3 separate regions of the Mus musculus genome follow, and all the other regions are linked to region 2. A link is a loop called in an ENCODE intact Hi-C map of the cell type or tissue named here. Cell type or tissue: heart. All regions are shown on one strand.

Evidence for each region. A loop is a pair of places that touch in the nucleus more often than their neighbours do. Peaks named below come from ENCODE experiments on the same cell type or tissue, not always from the same donor. Only the 100,000 strongest peaks of a DNase experiment are listed, where the experiment ranks them.
Region 1: it touches region 2 in a loop (2.6-fold over the local background); 6 of 42 quality-filtered maps call a loop at or near these places.
Region 3: it touches region 2 in a loop (3-fold over the local background); 6 of 42 quality-filtered maps call a loop at or near these places.

Annotation. Positions count from the first base shown.
Region 1 is chr11:90,387,571-90,395,570 of GRCm38, forward strand. Hlf (hepatic leukemia factor) reads right to left here and starts at 3,347. Exons shown (of 4, transcript NM_172563.3): 1 at 2,680-3,347; 2 at 216-551. The coding sequence starts at 2,794. In heart, a CTCF peak has its summit at 3,466; DNase peaks (open chromatin) are centred at 291, 2,111, 2,681 and 3,381; H3K4me3 peaks cover 4,151 bases; H3K27ac peaks cover 1,996 bases; H3K27me3 peaks cover 1,524 bases.
Region 2 is chr11:90,613,434-90,621,433 of GRCm38, forward strand. Stxbp4 (syntaxin binding protein 4) reads right to left here. Exons shown (of 18, transcript NM_011505.2): 4 at 5,750-5,882. Among named protein-coding and RNA genes, the nearest start is that of Stxbp4, 21 kb to the right of the region's middle. In heart, a CTCF peak has its summit at 3,237 (motif pointing left); no DNase peak of the experiment used is centred here.
Region 3 is chr11:90,413,730-90,421,729 of GRCm38, forward strand. No RefSeq gene overlaps it. Among named protein-coding and RNA genes, the nearest start is that of Hlf, 27 kb to the left of the region's middle. In heart, no CTCF peak of the experiment used is centred here; DNase peaks (open chromatin) are centred at 3,522 and 4,352; H3K4me3 peaks cover 1,081 bases; H3K27ac peaks cover 1,067 bases; H3K27me3 peaks cover 264 bases.

The DNA.
Region 1 (8,000 bases), 230 kb before region 2:
AAACATCAGCTTCTTAAGGGCAGGTCCATAGAGTATTCTAACTGGCTCTGCAGGTGAGAGCTACGCATGCTCTGAAGGAGGAAGGCTCCTCAGAACAGGAAGAGAGGGCTCCTCTCTAGAAATGTGTGTTAAGATCTCCAACTCTTGCCAACCTCGCTCGCCCCACTTCCGTCTTGTCCCCCACATCTAACACGGGTGAACCTTCCAGAATTTACCTGGTCTGATGGGGCTCTGCATACAGTTCGGAGACGGGATGCCCGGGTGGAGGGGCGCTGTGGCCCGGCTGCTGAGATCCATGACCGAGGGCGCCGTGGAGGAAGCTGGTTGCAAGCCAGGGGGGTGAGGGCTGTGGTCGTGCTGCGACGGACTCGGGGGGATGCCATTCTCTGACAGGAATTCCTCCAAGTCCATGTATTCCAGCTGGAAAGTATCTCCGTCATAGGGAAGGGTTTTGTCCCATAAGGTGGGTCCCAAGAAGGCGGACTGGGGGACGGTCGGGCTGCTGCTCTCATCGTCCAGCTTCTTTCCTTTGTCTTTTTCTTTACTAAATGCTGAAGAAGAAAAAGGGAAAGGTGAGCTTTGTTTTTTTTAAAACAGAAAAGAAAAGGGGTCAGTCTGTCACCAGCCTTCCTGCCATCGGTTACAAAATGACTTCTGGGGGCACCGAGGCCTCTGGCTGCTGCCTCTGGTAGATCTAGAGTTTCGACATCTTCCTATTTACTTTGGAAAGAAAGAGCTTTCTGGTCTGTAGGACAGGACGGGGCTACCGACTGATCTGGAATGAAAACAAGAGAATAATCCTTCCTCGGTGTGTTATTTGAAGGGCTAAGTCACCGAAATCTATACTGAGAAAATAACACCGGAGAATATATACAACTGATGGGATTTTTAAAGGGGACCACCGATAACTTGGTATGATTCTACCTTTTAGAAAGTGATGACCGCAAGAATCTGAGGTCATTCTGACTTACAAACCAGGGTATGCAAGCTTAGTCTTAGTAAGCAGTCCCCGCCCCCACCTTCCCTTAATACTACGCGTCGTTTCTGCGTTATTCCTTTCCATGTATTATCTCAATAAACGTGCAAGCCTACAATTATCCCCCATTTACAAGGAAGATAAGGGTGCTCTCTCACCATAGAAGGAGACTGTGGGGGGAGGGGTGGGCAGGCCGGGGTGACGGGGTAGAAATGAAGTACTTTCGAACTCATCCATTTGCTTAGAACCCTCAAGAGGACTAAGTCTGTTTTAGAAGGTGGATTCTTTTTCCTTTTCCCCCCAAACATTTAAATATTACCTAATTTACAAAAAGAAAGCAAACATTTATGTACCCCATCACAAGGCAGTACTATGCAAAGGTGCTGTGTTCTACTCTCTGAGGGTAAGAATGCAGCTATTTCCTGCCTGGAAATACAGCACCCCCGGATTGGTCTTTACCGAGCTGTCTGCATTTTGCCAATATTCAGGTGTGGGTGGAATCAGGGATTAGAGAATTTGATTCTGAGTTTTGTTTTGTTTTGTTTCTCATTAGAGAAATGTAGTCCCACCGCCACCCATTCGAATCTTCAAATCCTCCGCAGTCTCATTAGAGTTAGGCTTAAAAACATCGACCACAAAAGCCTAACGCATCCGCAGATTTCTCCCAAATGCTACTCCTTAAGAAGCAGTGCGGGAGGGTATTGGGGGTGGGGGGCGGTCTGCACGCGCAATCAAGCACCAGCAACTCTTGCAATGCAACAGGCGTTCTCTCCCAGGGAAATTGATGCAAACACCCCGAAGCTATTTCCAGCCAAATAATCTTTTCAAGAATTTATGCAGGAGCAGCATAATTCGCTTCTGTCACTGTGATAACACCAAAGGCAAGAAACTGCACCGGCCCAAAACACAAATCCGTTCTGGCATCAATTGCGTTCCCAGCTAGGTCTCACATGCATCTACCCCCAGCCCCCCCCCCACTCCCCACCATATCCCCCTACCCGTCTCCTTAGCTCCAAGCCACGGTTGCCTAGGGAAGGTTTGAGACTTACCAAGAAAGGGCTCAAGCCAGAGGAGGCTCCTGCACGCGGTTACACGTGAGCCTGCTCAGCTCTCCCCTCCCACCGGGAAGAGAGCACCGGGAAAGTGTCAGCGCTGGAGGCGTGCACCGCTTCCCGCCGACAGACCACTCCCCCCACCCCCACCCCGCTTTGTGAATTGCGGGTCTGCGGGAGAAAGCGCCTCTCCGCTCATGCCGCGTGAGTTCACAACACAAAACACTAACACGATCCGAATATTCAGGCTGCCGCCGAGTGAGAACCCCCATTTACTTTGACCCCCCCCTCTCTGCCAGGCTCCAACCAGCCACCTCCCGCCCTTTCTCCTCTCCAGTCCCAGAGACACTAGTCTCCCAGGGAAGCGCACACCCTGTCACTCAAAGCAGCGATCCTGACCTGTCAAGTTCACCTGTCACCTGCGCTGCAGGAGGACAGACCTAGAAAGGCAGGCGAGCCAGGTTCCCAGCGCTATTTCAAATGTTGCCCCGGAGGGATCCCCTTTGCATTGAGGAGAAAGAGGGAGTAAGCCCCCCAATTTCACTAAAGCAAGGCGAGGGGAAGAAAGATGCTGGTGCCCTCCCAGCCGACTAGGGGGGTCCCTGGGAGTGTAGTCCCTTCCCTGAGCCCAGCTGCCGAGGCAACGCTCACCGTCTTCAGGATGAAGGGGGAGCTTCAGCGGGTTCTCCAGCAGGGACCTGAGCACGCCGTAGGGAGGCGGGATAAAGGTGGGGTTCAAGGGGAGCTGTCGGGACATTTTCTCCATCGTGATGCACTCAATTGTCTTTTTAAAAAGAAGGCCAATCGCCGCCCCGAAATGTTGATGAGCTTTGTTTCCTCCGTCCTTTGCCAACCAAAAGTACTCGCTTTCAAAACAGTGCAGACAAGGAAGAAAAAAAAAAATCACTTCTGTCTTTGTAAATACATCAGCATACAAATATCAAAAAAAAACAAAAACAAAAACAAAAAAACTTTCGTGTTCTCAGTGCCGACAGTCCAGGGAAGGCGCATCTAGCGCCGCGGACTCCTCCGACCCAGTGCAGGATGCTTTCTCACCTGCCTCCAACACTCAGTCTTGCAAAATGTTCAAAATTGCAAGGAGGTGGGGGGAAAAAGGAAAGAGAGAAATTTTGAAAACGTAGACGGCTGCAGATGAGCAGAAGGCAAAGCGCGGGCCCCGGCCCCTCGCGCGAGCACCGGAGGCTGTGCCGTCCCGCCCCACCCCCCTCCCCGCCGCGGCCGCTGCTCCCCGCGCTCCGCGGCCCCGCAGCGCCGGGCTCAGCGCATCAGGCAGTCCATGTGCCGCTGCCCTGACAAGAGTGACGTCAGGGCCCGCACCGCGCGCCGATAGGCGTGCAGGGGCGGGGCCCAAATCGGGCCCGCCCATCCACCCCGCCCCCCCAGGGCTGCGTGTGTAGCATCGCCGCACGCGCTGTTTTTCCGGCCCTTGCGGCGTTGGTGGGCTGCGAAAAGCACAGGTGCCAGATTTCCTGCTTCACTCTCTGCCTTGCGCTGGGAATAACGCGCGCTAACTCTCACCCTGACTCCTTTTGCACGCGAGCCCTTCCCCCTCCGTTCCCCCCCCCCGCCCCCCAGAGCAGAACAATGAGAAATTCGTGTCAGTGGTTTGCAATGTGGAAATAAATTGGTGATTTTAAAAGAAGATGATTTTTAAAAGATGGCCAAGTGGCATTCCGGACTTAAATTAGAACCCCCAACCCCCGGGGCGATGTCCTGGCTAGCAATGTTTTTTAAAGCTCCCCAGGACAAGTTTAGGAGATTTGGATAGACTTGAAGCGAATGACTTCTGGATATTTCTCCTCCTCGCTCCTGGTGAGCTTAGTACTTTCCTTCTAGCCCCACTGCATATCCGACCTAAGATATCAACTTTCCTGAATTCCAAACAATGTGCAAAAACGTAGAATGGAGACAGGAGCTGCAGACTGAAGTGAACTGTCTCCCACGCTGTCCGAGGGAATTAACAAGACAGACATTTGCTTGCAATGGAAGGAAAGCAGGAGAGACTTAAACACAAGGAATGAAAGTTAGGAGTATTTAAAAGGCCCAGCATGGCTGTAATTAGGCTAACTTAGAAGGTCTGAATACTAATTAAAATAAATTTGTAAACTCTTTGTTAAAAGATTAGGGGAATCTTGTTTGTGGCTGCAGCACATCCCTCTGGCCTTTTGAAGGCTGTGAAAAGGCCAGTTTTTTGACCTTGCTGCTGAGGGTGTGGGGGAGAACACCTTGGCGGAGTGGATGGATTGGAATGTAGGCATTCTGCCTCCCCAGCCAGGAGAACTGAGACACACGAACCGCATCTCCACGCTTCTCTTTCCACTTTCCACCCCCACCCACCCACCAATTACACATTTCTATCCAGCACTAAGTCCCCCTGACCCGTGGAGGAGCATGTGGGATGGTTTTTGCAGTACTGATGGTTGAATGTATGGCCTTACCCATGTCTAGCTAGTTCTATATCACAGTGAGCTGTCTCCTCAGACCTGTGGGGAAGGGTCTGCAAGAAGCTTTTCAATGAGGCAGAAAGGCTTTTGTGAACATAGACTGGGTTCCTGGGGTGCAAATATTACTGGGATGCCCCTCCCCCACCCCACTACCAAAAAATGAGAGATAAGAAAGGAGAGAAGAGAAATCTAAAATTCAGGAAATTCCGGACCCTGGCCAAGGGCACTGGAAGTTCATGATAAGTAGCCCTGACTCTTTCTCTGAGCAGAAGTTTCCGGGTAAATGGACGGCTGGTCCCGTGGCCTTCATTTCCTCCTGCTAACACCTGGGCAAAGTGAATGGTAAGATGACATTCTGAGATGCTCTTGTGATGTCAGATCCCAGAAACATGAGCCCTGGGGTGGATGCGGTGTACATTCAGTGAGCACCACTGCATGCCATTGACTGGGCTGGGGCTGGTGAGATGATGGATGGATAAGACCTGGCTATACCAGGGAAAGGATGCCATAGAAGCACACAAAGTCTGGACTCCAAAACCCAGTAACAGAGAGAGCTGACGTGGGCATCTGTTACTGGAAGGAGAGTGCAGAGAAGCGCCTGAGGTGAGCTTGGAGCCAGTGGTCCCTCATAAACTTCCCAACCCTTCAGTCGGTTTGCTTCTCAGAAAAGAAGGGACTCCGCTGGAAGCTGAAGAGATTATTCAGTGGATTAAAGAGCACTTGGGTCATAAGAATGAAGATACAAGCTTGGATTCCCCTGCATCAACATGAAAAGGGAGGGAGGGAGGAAGAACAGCCTCCAGCAGCAGCAGCATGGGCCTGTAACCCCAGCACTGGGGAGGCAGAGATAGGGAGATCCTAAAAGCTCACTGGCTGCCAGCCTAGGCAATGAGTGAGCTCCAGGTTGAGTGAGAGACCCTGTCTCAGAAACAGAGAAGATGCCCATGTTAATCTACACACACACACACACACACACACACACACACACACACACAGGAGAGCTTCTGTGCTCTTGTCAGAGAGAGAGGAAGGTTTCATCTTTTAACTTTTTTTTTTTTGGAGTAATTTTCTCTTTTTTTTCCATTTTTTATTAGGTATTTAGCTCATTTACATTTCCAATGCTATACCAAAAGTCCCCCATACCCACCCACCCCCACTCCCCTACCCACCCACTCCCCCTTTTTGGCCCTGGCGTTCCCCTGTACTGGGGCATATAAAGTTTGCGTGTCCAATGGGCCTCTTTTTCCACTGATGGCCGACTAGGCCATCTTTTGATACATATGCAGCTAGAGTCAAGAGCTCCGGGGTACTGGTTAGTTCATAATGTTGTTCCACCTATAGGGTTGCAGATCCCTTTAGCTCCTTGGGTACTTTCTCTAGCTCCTCCATTGGGAGCCCTGTGATCCATCCATTAGCTGACTGTGAGCATCCACTTCTGTGTTTGCTAGGCCCCGGCATAGTCTCACAAGAGACAGCTACATCTGGGTCCTTTCAATAAAATCTTGCTAATTTCCCCACAGCCCTGTGAACCCATCCACAAGGCGATGTGCAAGCACACTGACTGGAAACAGGCAGAGGATTCCAGGCATAAGAAAGGAGGCCAGTGTGATGATCCATTAGCACAGCCCCAGGGCTCCATGTTCAGAGTTCTCTGCCTTCCCTCTCTTCCCCATGTTTCCACATAGGAAACTCATTGATTCAAGGAACCTGCTTGCCTGGAGCAATCATTGTCCTAAACCCCAAGAGAGCCTAAGGCTGTGGTTTTGTAGTAGTTCTCATTGCGGAAAATAAACTGGCTTGGTGACTGACTGCTCAGTCCCTTTATTGGTCTTGGTCATCTCTGGATATCGGCGACCTGAAGCCCCTACTCCCTTACTACACTGACTCGCTCTTCCCTCTGTCTTCTCTACTTCAAGGGTGTGACGAGTGTTCCAGAATTTTAATTATAGGAGAGAATCCCTCGTAAGCGGACTTCCTGGAACTCCACCTCTTCCAAATGTTTCAGCTCTTGTTTCTGAAATGTTCATTCCTTGACACACACATGTAGGAGCTGTGATGGAGGGGTGCTCGCCATCATCTCTGCATTGTGTTCCCTTGTGGGTTTCTGTGATGGTCTCCATCTGCCAGGAAAGGTGGCCCTTGAGTCCTGAGGCTGATTCTTAAGTGAATGCAGAGTGGCAAATCACCATGAAGGTTGACCTGCATCTACACCCTAAGTTACCAGTAGCAGTTGCCCATTTTTGAGCTCCTTCCATGACATGCTATTGTTTGGTTTGGTTTGGTTTTTTTCCAGACAATTCCATAAAAAGACGATCACCCCAGTCTTCTGTTGGCTGGGTGCTTGCATGGCTCATCTTTCTCCTCCTCCTCCTCCTCCTCCTCCTCCTCCTCCTTCTTTTTCTTCTTTTTCTTCCTCTTCTTCTTCCTCTTCTTCCATGTAGTTAGTATCAAGGTCTCTCTCTTCTCAGTTGGCCTTCCTTGAATGGTTTTCTCAGCAAAGTAGATAAGCCCCAACATGCTGTCCCTGAAGCCTTTACTTGCCTGATGTCCCATCATTCAAAATTAGGGGTGTGGCTAAGACTGAGTCAAGGAGGGAAGGGAGTACATAGGACATGGAGTAGTTCATTGGCAACAGCCAAAGGATCTGTTTATCACATCCAGTGATTCTGGTTTCATATGAAGGCATCAGGGAAGTAAAGAAGCACTTTCCTTGGATCCTTTGGCTGCCAGTTCAATGAGTCACTAGTTGAATGTATGGCTTGTTGGCCATTCTAAGCAATGATATATGCAGCTTCATATGTGAGATGCAAAGATAAAGCAAACTGAGCTCAGCCTCAGTGTCCTACACCGGGTATAACCACAATACCCATCTGTCTTCATTCATGATGTTCATTTCTGGGCTGCTCTTCCTTCCTGGCCCCATCTCTGAGTCCCGATGGTCAATGACGGGACATCCTTAGAGTTTGGAGGACTTTGTTGATTCTCTTTCCTCCAACCTTTCAGTGTGTGGTTCAGAGAGGGAGGAATAGAACAGACCATAGAAAGCAAGGTTCCATGCTGGCTGTAAGGCCCTCTTCTCTGATTTTGGAAATTACCCTTATGTGTGTACATACAACCAGTGGTTTCTACCTGTTGTCCTTTCAAGAGACTTAACTGTACTGATCAGTAGGGATGAGTTGGGGCCGTGCAGAGGAATGTGACAGGGCAGGTGGTGGGAATCAGCCATCCTGCCTCTGAAGGTCTGCGGAGGGTTTGTCCTATGTGAGTAGTGGCTATGTTTCAGTCTCCTGATAGCTGTGAAATTTAGCTCTGTGCACAATGCCTGCCCTGCTCCTGTGCCCTCCCAGGGCCTGGGAACCTGTGCATTGGGAGGACTGCTCTGAGATTATGAAGCGCATTGTACAGTGGAGCCAAAGCTCTAGATGAACCTGTTCAGCCTGTTGCCAATTTAGCCAGGGAATTAATTCCACAGTGAAAAGCATTGAATTGCCAAAGCAAGGGTCATTT
Region 2 (8,000 bases):
GAAAAGTTTAATTTCTGCTCTTGAATTAGAGAATTTTGGATGGAGCCAACTCCTGGGAATGCTTGGTATATGCCTTAGCTTTCCGAGCCTGTTCGAAGCTAACTGCAACCCCCCTTTTCTAGCTTCATTCTACCTTCCATTATAGCATACAAGTTCCTCAAGCTTTTCAGAGGACGGTCCCCAAACCAGCTAATGTTTCCAGGATTTTATACATGGCCACTCAACAATGCTAGCATCTACCCTATTTCTCTACAAGAATAACCGTCACACCCCCACCGCCAGGCTCAAATGCTATCTTTGCTGAACAAATATACGTTATTTCCCTGTATTAGAGCACTGACTTTCTACTGTCCCCTTACTCACACCCAATTCTACCCTCTTCGAAACCAGACATCTTGATACTAATACAGCTAACTCTCAGACTATTCGCTCACTCCTATGGTTGGCTAGATCAGGGCATCATGGTTGTTTCCCCTGCACACTGCAAAAAATATAACAGCTCACTAATAAATGAATGCGGTCCAGGACAGAGCTCTGGGAAATCATCACGCTATACCATAATGGAAACAATAATGACATCAAAGAAGAGCGTGACATTGCAACGTGAACTGTCTTGGCTACTGCTCCCTCAGTGTGCACCAATGGGACTGGGCTCTGTCTACCAGAAGCTTTGCCCTCCCATGCATCCAAATGCTTTAACCCTAGTTCAGCAATGTGTTTAGCATATGCTCCAAGGAGCTACAATCGGAAAGTGAAATATGGCCCTCCCCAGTTTGTGACCATTACTAACGTGGGCACTTATGTCAGTGGCACCTTTGTCTTTACTTACAAGCTTGACATAAATTGTTCAATCGATCAAACGTAAAATGACAAATAGCTGTATGAGATTATGTCTTTATGTGGCGAGGAAGAATGCTGCCGAGGATACTATGGCAGTGGCTCAGAGGGCCATTGCAATTTCAGAGGCAGGAGAGGAAATATACTCTTCCAGGCAAACAGGCAGAGTACATAGCTACATGTGCATGTTCTATAGAGAGCTTTTCTATGTATTTTGAACATGTCTTAAGGATCAACTATATGCAATACACAAAGTTCCTTCAAATCAACACAGAAGCGTTCTTCTTTATGTTACTAGCAATGAGAGAAAAACAATCATTCAAACAATTTAAAATGTTATCAATGCTCTGATACACAGGGCTAAGGAGATGAACCTTGGTCTGGAAGGAAGCTGGTGGCAGTGGATAGTGGAGAGAACTGTGACAGAATGACTGTGGCAAAGCCATTCATTAATAGTATCTGAGTGACTCCCACTAAGGGAATGACGATGATGAAGAAATCGGATGGAGTCTTTGCCATCAAGAGGTACAATGAGCAATGGTTAGACTGAGCTAAAGCGATCAGGGACACAGATGCACCATTAGACACCGAGTCAGCTGATAGGAAGCACTGGAACAAGAACTAGCCACACATACAGGAAAAACAAAACCTGGCCTTATCTGCACTTGCACCGGAGGACAGGAAACAAGTCCTTTGCCAACTGCTTTATAAACTGATATCTGGAACAGTAGAATGAGAAGGAGGCACTGGTCCTGAAACAATATACCTAGACCGAGATAAGGAAGGAATGGCTCTTTCAGAAAGAGGGAAGACAAGCTTGTAAGGGTAGAGCTAGAGAAAAGAAGAGCTGAAGGCAGAAGCAGTCTACACAGGGGCGTACAGGTTACTAATAATACTAAGGTAGCTTTGTGGGAGAGGAAATAGGCAAGGTGCATTAAGAGTAGATAAAGCTACTGAGAGTTGCAACAAAAGCCAATGACAACCTAAAGACAGAGCCTAGAGAGATGGCTCAGCCAAAAAAAAAAACCCCACCTTTCTGCAAGCAGGAGAACCCTAGTACAGACCCCCATCACACACATAATAAAGTGTATGCAATTCCAGTGCTGGGAAGGCAGAGATAGGCAATGGGCTCTAGCCAGACTAGCTTAATTAGCCAGATCTAAGAGCAGTAAGAGACTTTGTCTCAAAAATTAAGGTAGAGAGTGACAAATAAAGATGGTTGACATTAACCTTGGCCTCCATCATTTTCGTGTACACATACATGTAATTGTACCAGCAAATATACACACATGTGCTTATATCAGACAGACAGACAGACAGACAGACACACACACACACACACACACACACACAAGCTTGTGCATGCGCGCGCTGCCTGACTGATTAATGGGTTTAAGAGACAGAGAGTAAAAAGGTCAGCAGTATATACTAAGATAACTGGTACATCTTAATGATATGGGAGGAAGGACATGACTCTGAACAGCCATTGAAAAGAGGCCGTTGTTTGGGAAGAAAGGAGAGGAAGGTGCGAGGTTAAGCATCACAGATTGTGCCTCAGAAGTGCTGCACCTAGGACCCCTCTAGGAGAACTAAGTGGAGATTTGTACCAGGAAGTTAGAGCTGATCAAGGGAGTGCTGAGGTTAGCAAGAGGCTTAAGGCGGCCTCGGAGGGCTCTAGACTGCCAGAGACCAGCTCATGCGGGAGAAAGGGCTTTCAGATCCTCGCCTCTCCTTACTCAGGACCTGTGGGGCTGTTCTCAGTGTATAGCTACAAGAGCTAACAAGAATTCTGCTACAGAACACCTGTCGTCCTCTTCGGGCATCCATAGGTACTACACACATTTAGTCAAGACATAGAAAATCAAGTACAAACACACACACACACACACACACACACACACACACAGACAGAGAGAGAGAGAGAGGAGTTTTAATAAATTATAGTCAAGTTAAAGGACACATAAAATTCTGAAAATAACTAACAATTGATCCATCTGCCAGCCTGGGCAACTTATCTATCTCTCTCTCTCTCTCTCTCTCTCTCTCTCTCTCTCTCTCTATCTATCTATCTATCTTGTGTCTGTCTATCTATCTATCTATCTATCTATCTATCTATCTATCTATCATCTATCTATCTATCTATCTATCTTGTGTGTGGTTGACTCCCAAGTGTGGTTGAAAGCTTAAAACAGAATCAAGGTCCCTAGTAGCATATTAGTATCAAAACCAGTTGCAGTAACATTGCATCTGTTCTGTGTTTACTCACAGCATTCCATCTTAAGGAATATTAAAATAAACATAAGGAGCCAAGGATTATTTATTCTTGTACACTTTTTGTCTAATTGGTTTTCTTTTGCACATGACCTGAACATTAATAACTCCACACTGCTCTCTAGTGGTGAATGAAGAAAACAATCCATCAGAATGGATTTTGCACACCTCAACTAACAAGAAAAGGTATATATCAGCCACCAAATGCAGACACTATTGCATATGCCAGCAAGATTTTGCTGAAAGGACCCTGATACAGCTGTCTCCTGTGAGGCTATGCCAGTGCCTGGCAAATACAGAAGTGGATGCTCACAGTCAGCTATTGGATGGAACACAGGGCCCCCAATGGAGGAGCTAGAGAAAGTAACCAAGGAGCTGAAGGGGTCTGCTACCCTATAGGTGGAACAACAATATGAACTAACCAGTACCCCCAGAGCTTGTGTCTCTAGCTGCATATGTAGCAGAAGATGGCCTAGTCGGCCATCACTGGGAAGAGAGGCCCCTTGGTCTAGCAAACTTTATATGCCTCAGTACAGGGGAACGGCAGGGCCAGGAAGTGGGAGTGGGTGGGTAGGGGAGAAGGGTGGGGGAAGGGTATAGAAGACTTTTGGGATAGCATTTGAAATGTAAATGAAGAAAATATCTAATAAAAATTTTTTTAAAAAAAGAAAAGGCATATATATCATGAACATAGTTTCTTAATTTGCTATGGTTTACTGCAGATAAAGCCATTTAAAATTACTGCTTTCAATTTATTAGTCTAATTTTAAATATTTGTGGAAATAAAAAGGATAAATTAATTGTTCCTTGTTTTAAAGGTAGACCTGTATTATTTCTCAGGCACCTTGAACTATTCCTGCACCCTACCCCAAGTATATTAAGCAGCAAGGCATGGTGACCTGTGCCTTGAATAGTGAACATTTGGAGGCTGAGTTAGGAGAATCGACATGAGTTGGAGTCCAGTGTGGGTGACAAATGAGTGCCAGGTACACCAGGATTAAAACATTAAAGTCTCTGTCTCAAACAAGTAAGCAGGCAAGCAAACAGCTTAAACTATACTAAATGCCCCATATCTTCCCTTCTCCCAGCCCACATCTCTAAGCTTTAAAACTGAAATGAGAGTGAACCTCCGACTTCTTACCAAAAGGATTGGTGGGAGGGGCTTCAATTTGTTTATCTTTAACATTAAATTGTCTTTTAGCTAATAACTTAATTTGAATAGCTAAAATATATCTATCATTGTATACCTTAAACCATTAATAACTTAGAACTTAAAAAGTGTATTGGAGAGATGTTCAGTGTCTCTATTGCTGTGAAGAAACACTCAAAAGTAGCTTGGGGAGGAATGGGCTTACTCGTTCACACTTGCGGGTAATGTCCATCACTGAAGACAGTGGTGGCGAGAACTCAAACAGAAAAGGGACCTGGAGGCAGGAGCTGATGCTGAAGCCACAGAGGAGCGCTTCTAACTAGCTTGCTCCTTACAGCTTGCTCAGCTTGCTTTTTTACTGAACATGGGATCACCAGCCCAAGGGTGTCCCTACCCACAATGGGCTGGACCTTCATATATCAAACAGTAATTAAGGAAATACCTTAGCTTTCCTACAGCTGGATCTTACAGAGACAATTTCTCACTTGCATTTTTCTCCTCTCAGATTATTATATTGTGTCAAGCTGACACAGAAGCCTTGTGAGATGAACAAACCTGAAACAGCTCAGTCATTAAAATGATTTTGGTGAAACTCACTTTTTTTTTCCATAGGGAGGAAATAAAAACCCAACTGAAAAGACAAATTGTTTTCAGGTGTCTGCAGTGGGAGAAGGGTTAAAGTGGGACTATTTATTTAACAACCACCCTCAAGGAATAATGATAAGAATAAGCTTGTAAGATCCTTTATCATGATAGCTAGGCTAATATAAATAAAACTGCAAAGAAATGATAATGCCAATAGCATAGTCTATTGGCGCTATGGAGTTTTGTTTAAACTTTGGTCCAGCAGATAAAGAACCGGATGCTGTCATACACTTTCTGTACCAAGGATGAGACGAAGGAATGGAGGCCAGGCACGTCTGCTCTTAACTCTAGATCTTGCTCTTATGCAGATGCTGAATCTCCAAGTCAGTGAGAATTAGTGCAGATCAGGAAATGAGACAGTTTCGTTTGTTGCTTGCTTGCTTTCTTTTCCCTCCCCCTCCTCCTCTTCCTTCTCCCTCTCCTCCCTCCTCCGCCTCCTCCTCCTCTTCTTTCTCCTCCTCCTCTATGTTCTCTTCCTCCTCCTCCTTCTTCTCCAGGTCAGGTAACCAACTTGATCCAAACTCAGCAGGTACATTGGCAACATGTCTGCAGATATACCTTCTTTGGACTCTGCTTCACAGATGAGTTCAACAGCATATAACTAAGCAATATGCAACCTTTAGTTAGAGTTATACATATAGTTAGACATACTTGTTATCTGCATACTTGGAGAATTTATTTTTAGGGCAAACATCCTTGAGGGTAAAGGTCCCCTTGTATCTTTCATTGAGGACGTTAAACTTATATGAAAAATTTACTGATGAAGAAAATACGAATCTTGGCATCGGTGGGATTTTGTCATTACTGGCTTTTGGGGGGTGTGGTGGGGCATGTGGAGTTGTTTACCTTGTAACAGTCACCTCCAGGAATGACTTCGTGAATATACACCAGCGGTCCTTCATTCCTGTTAATTCCGCCTAGGATCTTCAGACCTAGACCTGTTTCCTTAGTAACTGTAATCACCCGAAAGGCAGGATCCCTAGGATAAAATATATTAGCACTAACAGGTTAGACTAGAGATCTGTATATAGAGTTTTCTATAAGCTATTTATTAAATGAAATTGTCAGACCTAGTTAACCCAACAGTTTAATGTCTACGATCAAGGATACTTGAAGCCTATCATAGAAGTGAAATGACATTTTTATCAGCTTTTTTACTTCTATAAACAATCAGTAACAGCAGCAGCACTAATGTCTTAGGAGTACGGACAGGTTAATGCTGCTTTGGTAAATTCAGGGATTCAGATAAGTGATGAGATTTGTTTGGTTTTAGTTGTTTAGAAGGTTATAGTAGAGACTCTAAAACCAAGTGTGTTAACATACAGGTAAGCAGCTTCATGTCTGTAGGTAGTTAAAGCAAAATACATTTACTCCCATGTGAATCTCAAAAATTATCCTTTTAATTTAGAGAGAGGATTTTACTGTTACAAAGCATTTGCTTTAGCTGTGATTTCTGGCACACGAGAGAAATGCCATCAAAAAGGAACTCTCGGAATAATTCTACAACAGGTATGTATGCCAACAAGCTATAGTTTTGAGCACGCTGGTCAAACAAAACTTAAAGTTAGAAATGAGTCTCAGCTGCATGCATCCACATTGTTTACTGAGACCTCTGCTAAGAGATATAAACATAAAATGCTAATAAATGTAGTATTTATATTATCCTCTGTTCTAGCTGTTTTCACACACACGCACACACACACACTTTCATTTTAGGCTATTCTGGAATGTGAAATCATACATACATTCATACATACATATCTCTATATATTTCTGTATATGCACATATATATGCATTTTCTTAGGCAAAAGGGAGAACTAAAAAAGATCAAAGACTAACAATGATTATCTACAGGAAGACTGAGGGCACAGGAAAGGTCAAGAATTAGAGGAGCCCTTCCCTGTTGAACCTTGCAAGAGATATGTTAATATATGTTTACAAAATATTTACCAGTTTCTCTGGTTGCTATCTACATGCTCCTTGGTAGGGGTCTTTCTAAAAGTCACCAGTCATTATCTTTACTCCCTGAATTTGGACTTGCCTATTAGATTACTTTAGTTCACAGGATACCAGCAAAGTCAAATGTGAGGAAGACAGATATTCATAAAACATTTATGCTGCCTGCTAGGAGCCATTCTGCTACTGTTTGACAAGGCCCAGGTTAGCCTTCTGAAGGACGAAAGGAGAGGTAGAATTCAGCTGCCTGGCCTTCTGAGATGAAGTGTCACACACTGTTAGGACATCTATTGCCAACCAGAATTTCTCAGTCAACCCACAGAACTATAGGAAAAAGAAAGTCTTACTGTTTTAAGACATTTGGGAATAATTAGTCAGAAAAAGCTAATCCTAGATAAATTTAAAAAAATGACAGCAGATTTTTCAAAGAAGCACAATTTGTAGAAGGAATTTTAAAGAGAATGCAGGCAGAGTTTGCTCTGTGTATTGGTTTACAATATATTATGGTTTGGAGGTGTCCCTCAAAGACCTGTGTTAAAAGGCCTGGCTACTGAGAGGTGACTGGTGGTACCTGAAGAGGCAGGGCCTAGCTCCAGGGCACCAGATCACTATGGGGACGGCTATGAATGGGACACTGAGAGTTGCTTCTTGGCCGTTCTGCAGTGAAGAGACCAGTCAACACATGATGTTGCCGTGTCCCCACAGCTCAAAGCAGGAAGTATAAGGCCCACTCAAACCCTGAAAATGGAGCCGAGAGTCTCTCGAGTTTCACAGGTGATTATCTCGGGTGTTGTTATCACAGGTATAGTCGTCTCACCAGGACTCGCCAGAGTGCCAAGAATGCAATGTAGTACCTGACTCTACTCAGTATTACTCCCTGTCTTAGTCAGGGTTTCTATTCCTGCACAAACGTCATGACCAAGAAGCAAGTTGGGGAGGAAGGGGTTTATTCGGCTTACATTTCCATACTGCTGTTGATCACCAAGGGATGCAGGACTGGAACTCAAGCAGGTCAGAAAGCAGGAGCTGATGCAGAGGCCATGGAGGGATGTTCTTTACTGGCTTGCCTCCTCTGGCTTGCTCAGCCTGCTCTCTTATAAAACCCAAGACTACCAGCCCAGAGATGGTCCCACCCACAAG
Region 3 (8,000 bases), 200 kb before region 2:
TTCAACTTATATGGTCAAGTCTTACAACATTGCGTGACCATATTCCCAGGGAGACATGGGAATATTTACTGAGCCCCAGACAGGGAATTAATAGTAGACCAATTTAAGGACAATATGAATGGCCATTTTGATGAGCCAGTGTGTTCTATGGGGGTTACATACAGGAGTATGTATGAGGGTTACTTACAGAAATGACTAGAAGACAGCTGGATTACTAAGGCCCACCCCAACATGGTGATACTTCATGAAAGCTAGGCAACCTGCAGGCAGGTCAACAGGTTGGGGAGTGCCTTTCCTGACAGCTCAATTGGTCTGAGCCTTTTCCAGGAGGCTTGGCTAATTGATCTCTCTTTCTTCTAGGTAGTTCCTCCTTACAGCTTGGCTGCTCTGGGAGAGTCTCTCAGAAGTCCTTGCTGCTCATCTGTGGTTGAGGAAGGAGGAAACCCATGAATCTGGAGAGTTTCAATGGCTTCAGAGCACTTTGTTCTAACTGCCCCCAGGAAAATATGGGTACGCTGTACATAGCCTTCATCTGCATGGAGGGAAACTTTATCATGTTCATGCTCAGAAAGAAAAAGCCAGTATTATTATTCAGTTGACATGTAGACCAGGGCACGGCATCAGGGTGACTTTGTGGGTAATAAATAACAACAACAAAAATATCCTACAGATGGAAACAATAAATAGTATGTGTTTGACTCAACCATCTGTGAGTGTAGTCTGATGGAGGAGTGGCCTTCTCCACCCCTGCTTATTAGGTCAGTGGCTGGGCTGTCCTCCCCACCAGAGCAGGAAAATGGCATAAAGGACTATCCATGCTTCTTTGGCTGGCCTCAGTCACAGACAAAGTACAGGGCTAAAGGAAGCCCCGGAACGTTGCTGCCTTAGCCAGCCATTGTAAACGAAGCAGCAGCAACATGAGCAGAAATTCACTGGACACTACTGTATGCGTCAAGCCAGCCTTTTCTAAGAGCTGTTGCTGCATTCCTTCCAAATCCTCATATGGAGAACAATGATGTGTGAGGAGAGATGGGAACTGTGGAGACAACTTAATGGTCCACCGACAGATAAAGGGATAGGAAAGATGTGGTCTGAGCATCTGGTAGGATAACTCAGTAACATGTAACAAGAAGGAAAATCTTCCATGTGAGAGGACACAGATGAGTTGAGGACGTCACACTCAATGAAATGAGTTACTCTCAGAAAGGCGCCAACTTCCCGGCTCCACATCTACAAAGCATCTACAACGGTATAGAATCTGACCGGAGCTGGTAACCAATGAACATGGAGTTTTAGGTAAATGAGATAGGTAATCTCCAGAGAGCTGTCTTAGAACCCTATGCAATGGGGAATGCACTGTAAAACTTAACATTTCCTATAACTGATGAATTTTATGTCAAGGGTCGATTTTATTTTTATGACAATAAAAAATAAAAATAATTAAAGAAAAAAAAACCTAGAAAGAAATAGAGTGATAGGCACTACCCTGCCATACTGACTCAGGTTGTCCACGGCAACCCCTGAGTCTGAGGGGAGGTAGATCTCCCTACCCACTCTGAAAGCACAGGATGGATGGATAAACAAGATGTAGAACTGACGTTAGGAAAATGTCCATAATGTGGACCACAGCCTGAAGCTACTCCCATTTTCCTTAATAGTGCAGGATGTTGCAGGCAGAAATCACACATTCAACGGCATGTGGCTCCTTCAGTGGCATTGTTATCTTCTGTCACAAAGGTCTCTATGTAGCACTGGCTGTCCCAGAATCCACTCTGTAGATCAGGTTGTCTTTGAACTCGTCAAGATCAGCTTGCCTCTGCCTCCTCTACTGGGACTAAAGGTGTGTGCTCCAAATGTTCTTTGAATGCCATAATATTTTCTCTTTGTCCAGGGACATGGCAGGCATGCCTGGGTTTGGAGATTATCAGATGCCTGCCCAGCCTTCTTCTAGTACATTGCCTAGATGCCTCGGGGTCCACTGTAGCATCCCTAACATTTGTAGTGAAAAGTTAAAACAAATCTGGAGTGTTCTCTGAGTGTTCCTGTGCTAAAGGTTTGATTGACAGCCTGAGGTGCTATTACCATGGACTAGAAAGGAGTCAGGTCTTGGTTGTGTGTCCTTGAAGGGCTCTGGGAAATCGTATTTCTTCCTTTTGCTTTCCAAACTTAGGTCCTAACCCTAACCAGCTGTGTGAGGAGAACAGTATCCCCCTCGGGCACCCCTAACCTTAAGGTACTATTTTTTGTTTGTTTGCTTTTGTTTTCTGGGACAGGGATTCTCTATGTAACCCTGGCTGTCCTGGAACTCACTCTGTAGACCAGGCTGACCTCGAACTCAGAAATTCGCCTGCCTCTGCTTCCCGAGTGCTGGGATTAAAGGCGTGTGCTACCACTGCCTGGCTTAAGGTACTCTCTTGCCACATGCCAGCAAGTCCAAGTGACCATGCATCTGAAACTTTGGAGATGGCAAGCCACAAATAGAAATTTTTCCTTTTAAGTTGATTCTCTGCAAAAATTTGTCACAGCAATAGAGCGCTAACACATCTTGTCACTTGTTGTGACTTGGGGGGAATCTGTCATCTCTGTTATTCTTGATTCACAACAAGGAGTTCATTCTACTTGCACCCCCTTTCCAGCCCCCCAGTCATAATTCCCAGTATGGATTAAATGAACTGATCAGACATTTTTTTCATTTTCCAAACTTAAGCCTGATTAGCCTTGCGGTAGCTCACAGAACTTAGAAATGCCTGCATTGTGATTTATGGCATTCTTATAAACCTCACTAGCTCTAGTGGATTTTTAATAAATAACTGGCAAGTTACCACTTGAATGCTATCTTATATCTTACAATAATTTAATGCTAATGTGTAAGAGTTAACAGTAATACTCAATATTTGCTATTTTGGTACTACTTAAGAAAATATTTGATAGTATCTATCAAAAAAAAAAAATAGCCGGGCGGTGGTGGCGCACGCCTTTAGTCCCAGCACTTGGGAGGCAGAGGCAGGCAGATTTCTGAATTCAAGGCCAGCCTGGTCTACAAAGTGAGTTCCAGGACAGCCAGGGCTATACATAGGGCCGAGGAGGTAGCTTAATGGTCTACTCCTTGTTTACTTAGTATAAGTACCAGGTTCCATCCTCAGTTCTGAAAAGGTCACAAGAAAGTTGCATGTATTTTTCATGGCAATCTGACTCACAGGAGTTTCCTAAGACCAAGGAGAGAAACACCATGGCCACGGACATTCTTTTATAGCCAGCTTAGAATCACAATCACAAAAAGAATATACATTTCAGCCATGCGCATGGCTAAGACAATTCTAGTAAAAACTCCCCAGGGAAATATTATGCAACCATTAGTAGTTCTCTTTGTTTGGAACACTTTCCCACCCCCTCTGCCTAGCGTCTCTGCCAGCTCACTCCCACTTAAGCCTTCAGAACTCAGGGTACCCACCCCTGCACTTGGACGCCCCTCTTCCCCTACTTACATAACTCCTGGGCACACCTCAGTCAAGAGATTTATATAGCCTGCTGCATGGTAACCCATTGATTTGGCCTGTCAGTCTCTCTTCTGGATCGCACTCATTGAGACAGAGGTAGCATGCAACAAGTTCAAAGTCAGAGGGAGAAGGCGAGGGAGGAGGGGGTTGACTGGGAGGAGAGCAGTGAGCAGGATGCAAAGTGAATACGTAAAACATAAAATAATAATAATAAATCAGAGAGGGGGCACAGGAAGCAATTACTTCGAATGCGTACCATTTGGCTTCAGCTGTCTAAGAACTGGGTTCACAGCCCATATCCACCCCTGTCACAACCCTTTCTGCCCATCACCCCACTTCTTCCACAACCTCCTATAGAAAGGGGAAAGTGTGCTTTGGAATGGGAGTTTTCTGAGGTTAGTGGGTGGAAGATTAGAAAGGGGGACTGTGAGACATTCCTGCAAAATTCCATTAACCTCCTTTGTATTTTCTTTCAAACTTTGTTTACCCGAACATAGGAGTTGCCCTCAGGTACTGGGGCAAAGGATTGCAAAAGGGTCCTTGAAACTGTTTTCACTTCAGGGTGACCCAGGTTTGCTCTTTCCTTGCAAACGGTGTTGTAGATGGAGACCAGTGGAGTCAGCCTGCCTGTGACATGCGTTCCCAGGCCACTTTCCTCCCCACTCCAATTTCAAGCTCTGCTCCTAGTCACATCGCCCGGCGTTCGCTTCTGCCCGCCCGACTCCCGATCAAGAGCTCTGAAGGGAGGATAACCTACAAATCCTCCCGCGGCTGGCCCGCCCCTGCCCGCGCCCGCCCGCTCCCGGCCCCATCACGTTGACTGCCGAGCGCATCTCGGCTGCGCCCAGGCGGGGAGGCGCCGAGGGTAGCTAAGGGGAGCGGGTCACGTGAGAGGAGGAGCCTGACCTACTTTCAGTGGCGGGAGGCGCATGCGTACTGGGCTCCTGCGCTCCGGGCGGGAGGCTCACGTGGAATCGCACGTGCCCGGGCGTCCGGGACAGGGCTGCACAGCCCAGGGGCTGCACTGCAGGAGGAGCGGGTGCAGATCGCGGGGTGCGCGGGTGCTGCTTTGGTCAACGTGGATCTGAAGTTTGCAGCGTCAGATTCAGCTCTTCAGACTTCAAGGACTTTTAGGAGTTTCAACAGCCCTTGGAAATCTGTAACTCGGAATTTATCCTGGGAATTGAGGCCCCCCTAGAAGCATCATAACGCCGCAGCCAAGGCAAGGGGGTAAAATAACCTAAATGCCTGAGACAGCGTCACATCAACGAGCTCAGTTCATGGAAACGAGGAAGATGGTTGGACCACACTTGGAAAGAGCAATAACTGGGAAATAGCTCTGTAGACATCCAGGCAGGAAAATCCTCAAGATATATTTATGTGCTTTTAATCCTTTTTAGGGAGTAGGCGGGCAGCAGTTTGACACTGTAGCACAACACATGGCCTCAAATTAGTGGCAATTCTGCCTCAACCTCCTGAGTGCTCAGATTATAGACCACCACTCCTGGCTCCATTAAGCGACCGTTGTTTTTTCATTATGCGACTAAAAAAAAAAAACCCAACAACTATAAACAGTGTATAAAATGTTAGCACTTGTATGAAAGATTACACCCACATGAACTCCTCAACACCCCTCCCAGAACCCACTAACTCTAGAAAGGTAGAGAAAAGATTTGGGAGGCTGAGAACAGAGGTTTAGTGACTACCAGTGCTGGAGTAACTTAAATTTTGTACCTTATAGGACTAGCTTGCTTTTAGCATTTAAAGAACCTGAACAGTTTAACTGTATTGGGTGCGCAGTTTTGGGGTTTTATGTGAACCATTTTCATCTCCTTAACAATATCTGCTTCATTGCCAGCTCCTCTCAGCTCGGGTCTGAATGGCTATAAAGCATTCTGATAATCTGCACGCGAAGTTTTGAGCTCCTGAGTTAAACTACCTGAGTGTCTCAACACCTTTGAGAGCCTCCCAAGTTGGGCCTATGGGGTGGGGTTGTGGGGAGGGGCATTACCCAGGGATTCCCAGAGATATATATTTGCATAATAAAGCTGTTTCCCACCTGCTATTAGCATTCACTCTCCCAATGACTCTGCTGAGTCGTTAGTAAAGAGGATTTTAAGTTTTGTGGTTACTCTGTACTGGCTGGGGTTGTCTGCAAAGAACAGAAAATAGACCAAGCAAGACCTCTGATGAGGAAGCTGCAGAACTAAAACACATAGTAAAACAGCCATCCTGGGTAGTTTGAGTTATCAGCAAAGCAGTGCAGGGTAGTTAGGGTTCCTGTTACCCATCAGCCAGAGCTTTCAGCGGCTCCAGCCATGACACATTTTCTGCACTGTTTCTTTCCAGAGGCATCAAGCCTTCCCCGTACTCATTGGCTTGAGCTATGGCTAATGTGCACGTCTGAACCCTCCGCAGGACACATGAGTAGGACCTGTTCTGATTCATTTGGATTAATGTACTAGCCCCTGAACTTTGGGAGACGGAGAGAAGACAGACCAAAGATAGGAGAGGTGGGCAGACGGCCGCTGTGTCCCTCACACTACTACTGCTATTCCAGGAGCGGTGGGATGAACTGAAGGACAACGTGTGTCCTTCTGCACATTGGCAGCCAGCGTATTTGCTGTACGCTTCTCCAGTTTAGCATCAGAACAGAAGAACTCCTCTGCTACTGAAAGCACCACCACAGACAGGAGAAATCAGCATTGCTGATTTGACAGAATTCTAAAAAAAGGAAGTCTGCAGACACCACGGTAGAGATGCGGTTTCCTTGATCTACCCGTACAGTAAGCAGCCAGTACCTACTATATGTAGAAGGACAAACACTTTTGGAAAATAAAAGATCGGGACAAAACAAACAAGGAGACAAACAAGAAGCCCAAAAGACATCCATGACCAAGTCCCCAAACTCAAAGGGAGTACAGTCAAGTAGATAGCTCTTGGCAAACAGTAAAGGATTGTAGACAGCAAGCGGCTAAGAGCCACTGTAGAAGCGACTGCCGTGTGGCATATGTTCAGAGCACAGGCAGAGACTGGCTGAAGAAGACAGTCAGTGGGTGTGGGTCCTGAAGGCAACTCCAAGACCATAGTACACTGAGGGCATCCTAAGTGTGACCCGACGGCTAGAGACTCAGCCCCTTTTCTTTGTATGTTTTTTCTTTTCTTTCTTTCAAAAGTCTTTCTTATCCATGGTGTTATTCTCTATTGCAAGCCTTGCTTTCTGAGCTGTCAACACACATGTGGATTTATGTGGATGATCTGGAAAGCTGTCCGTTTGATAATCAGGCATGTGTGTGTAAGGATTTGTGAGTCTGGGACGGGATTCTCCAGCAATTGGTCTCTCACCAAGATCAAGCCTTGCAGAGAAAGTGGTTTTGATAGTCCATCTTCGTTATCATCTAACTGGATTTGGAATCACCTAGGAGATACACCTATGGGTGTGTCTTCAAGGGTGTTTCCAGAGAAGTTTTATTGAGGAGATGAGACACACCCCTCCCATCACCACCAATGTTTTCTGTATTGTTCCATAGGCTGGAATTCTAGACTGAATAGAAAGGGGAAAGGGGAGGGGGTAGAGGAGAAAGGGACAAGGGAGGGAGGGGAGGGGAGGAAGGGGGAGGGGAGGGGGAAGAGGAAAGGGAGAAGGGAAGGAGGACAGGGAGAGGGAAGTGGGGTAGGAGGTGGAGAGAGAGACAGGGAGAGGGAGAGGTAGTGATCTGAATGTCCGCATTCATCTTTGTTTCCTGGCTGGGGACACTGTGTGACTGGCCACCCCATGCTCTTGCCACCACTATTTTCCTTTCATGATGGACTGTGTTCCTTCAAGCCCAAATAAACCACAACCTCTGTCTGTCTGTCTGTCTGTCTCTCCCTCTCTCTGTGTGTATGTGTGTGTTTATGAGTATGTATATGCATGAGTGTGCACTCCCACACAGTAGTCACCGGAGAACACTGGGTGTCCTGCTCTATTACTCTCTGCCTTATCCCCTTGAGGCAAGATCTCTCACTGAACCTGGAGCTAGGCTGGCAGCCAGCAAGCCCCAGAGATCCTCCTGTCCCCACCTCACCATTGATACCTTAAGTGTTAGAATTATGGCTACACTTGGCTTTAAAAAATTAAGATTGACCAGGCGTGGTGGCGCACACTTTTAATCCCAGCACTTGGGAGGCAGAGGCAGGCAGATTTCTGAGTTTGAGGCCAGCCTGGTCTACAAAGTGAGTTCCAGGTCAGCCAGGGCTATACAGAGAAACCCTGTCTCAAAAAACCAAAAACAACAACAGCAACAAAAATTTGAGATTGATTTATCTTTAATTTTGTGTATGGATATTTTGCTTTTGTGTATGTTGGTGTGCCATGTACATGCAGTACCTTCAAAAGAGTACTTCAAAAGACCTCCAGAAGAGGGCGTCAGACCTCCCTGGAACTGGAATTATAGATGATAGCTAGCTGCCATGTGGGTGCTGGGCATCAAAGCTTGGTCCTCTGCAAGAGCAACCAGGCTC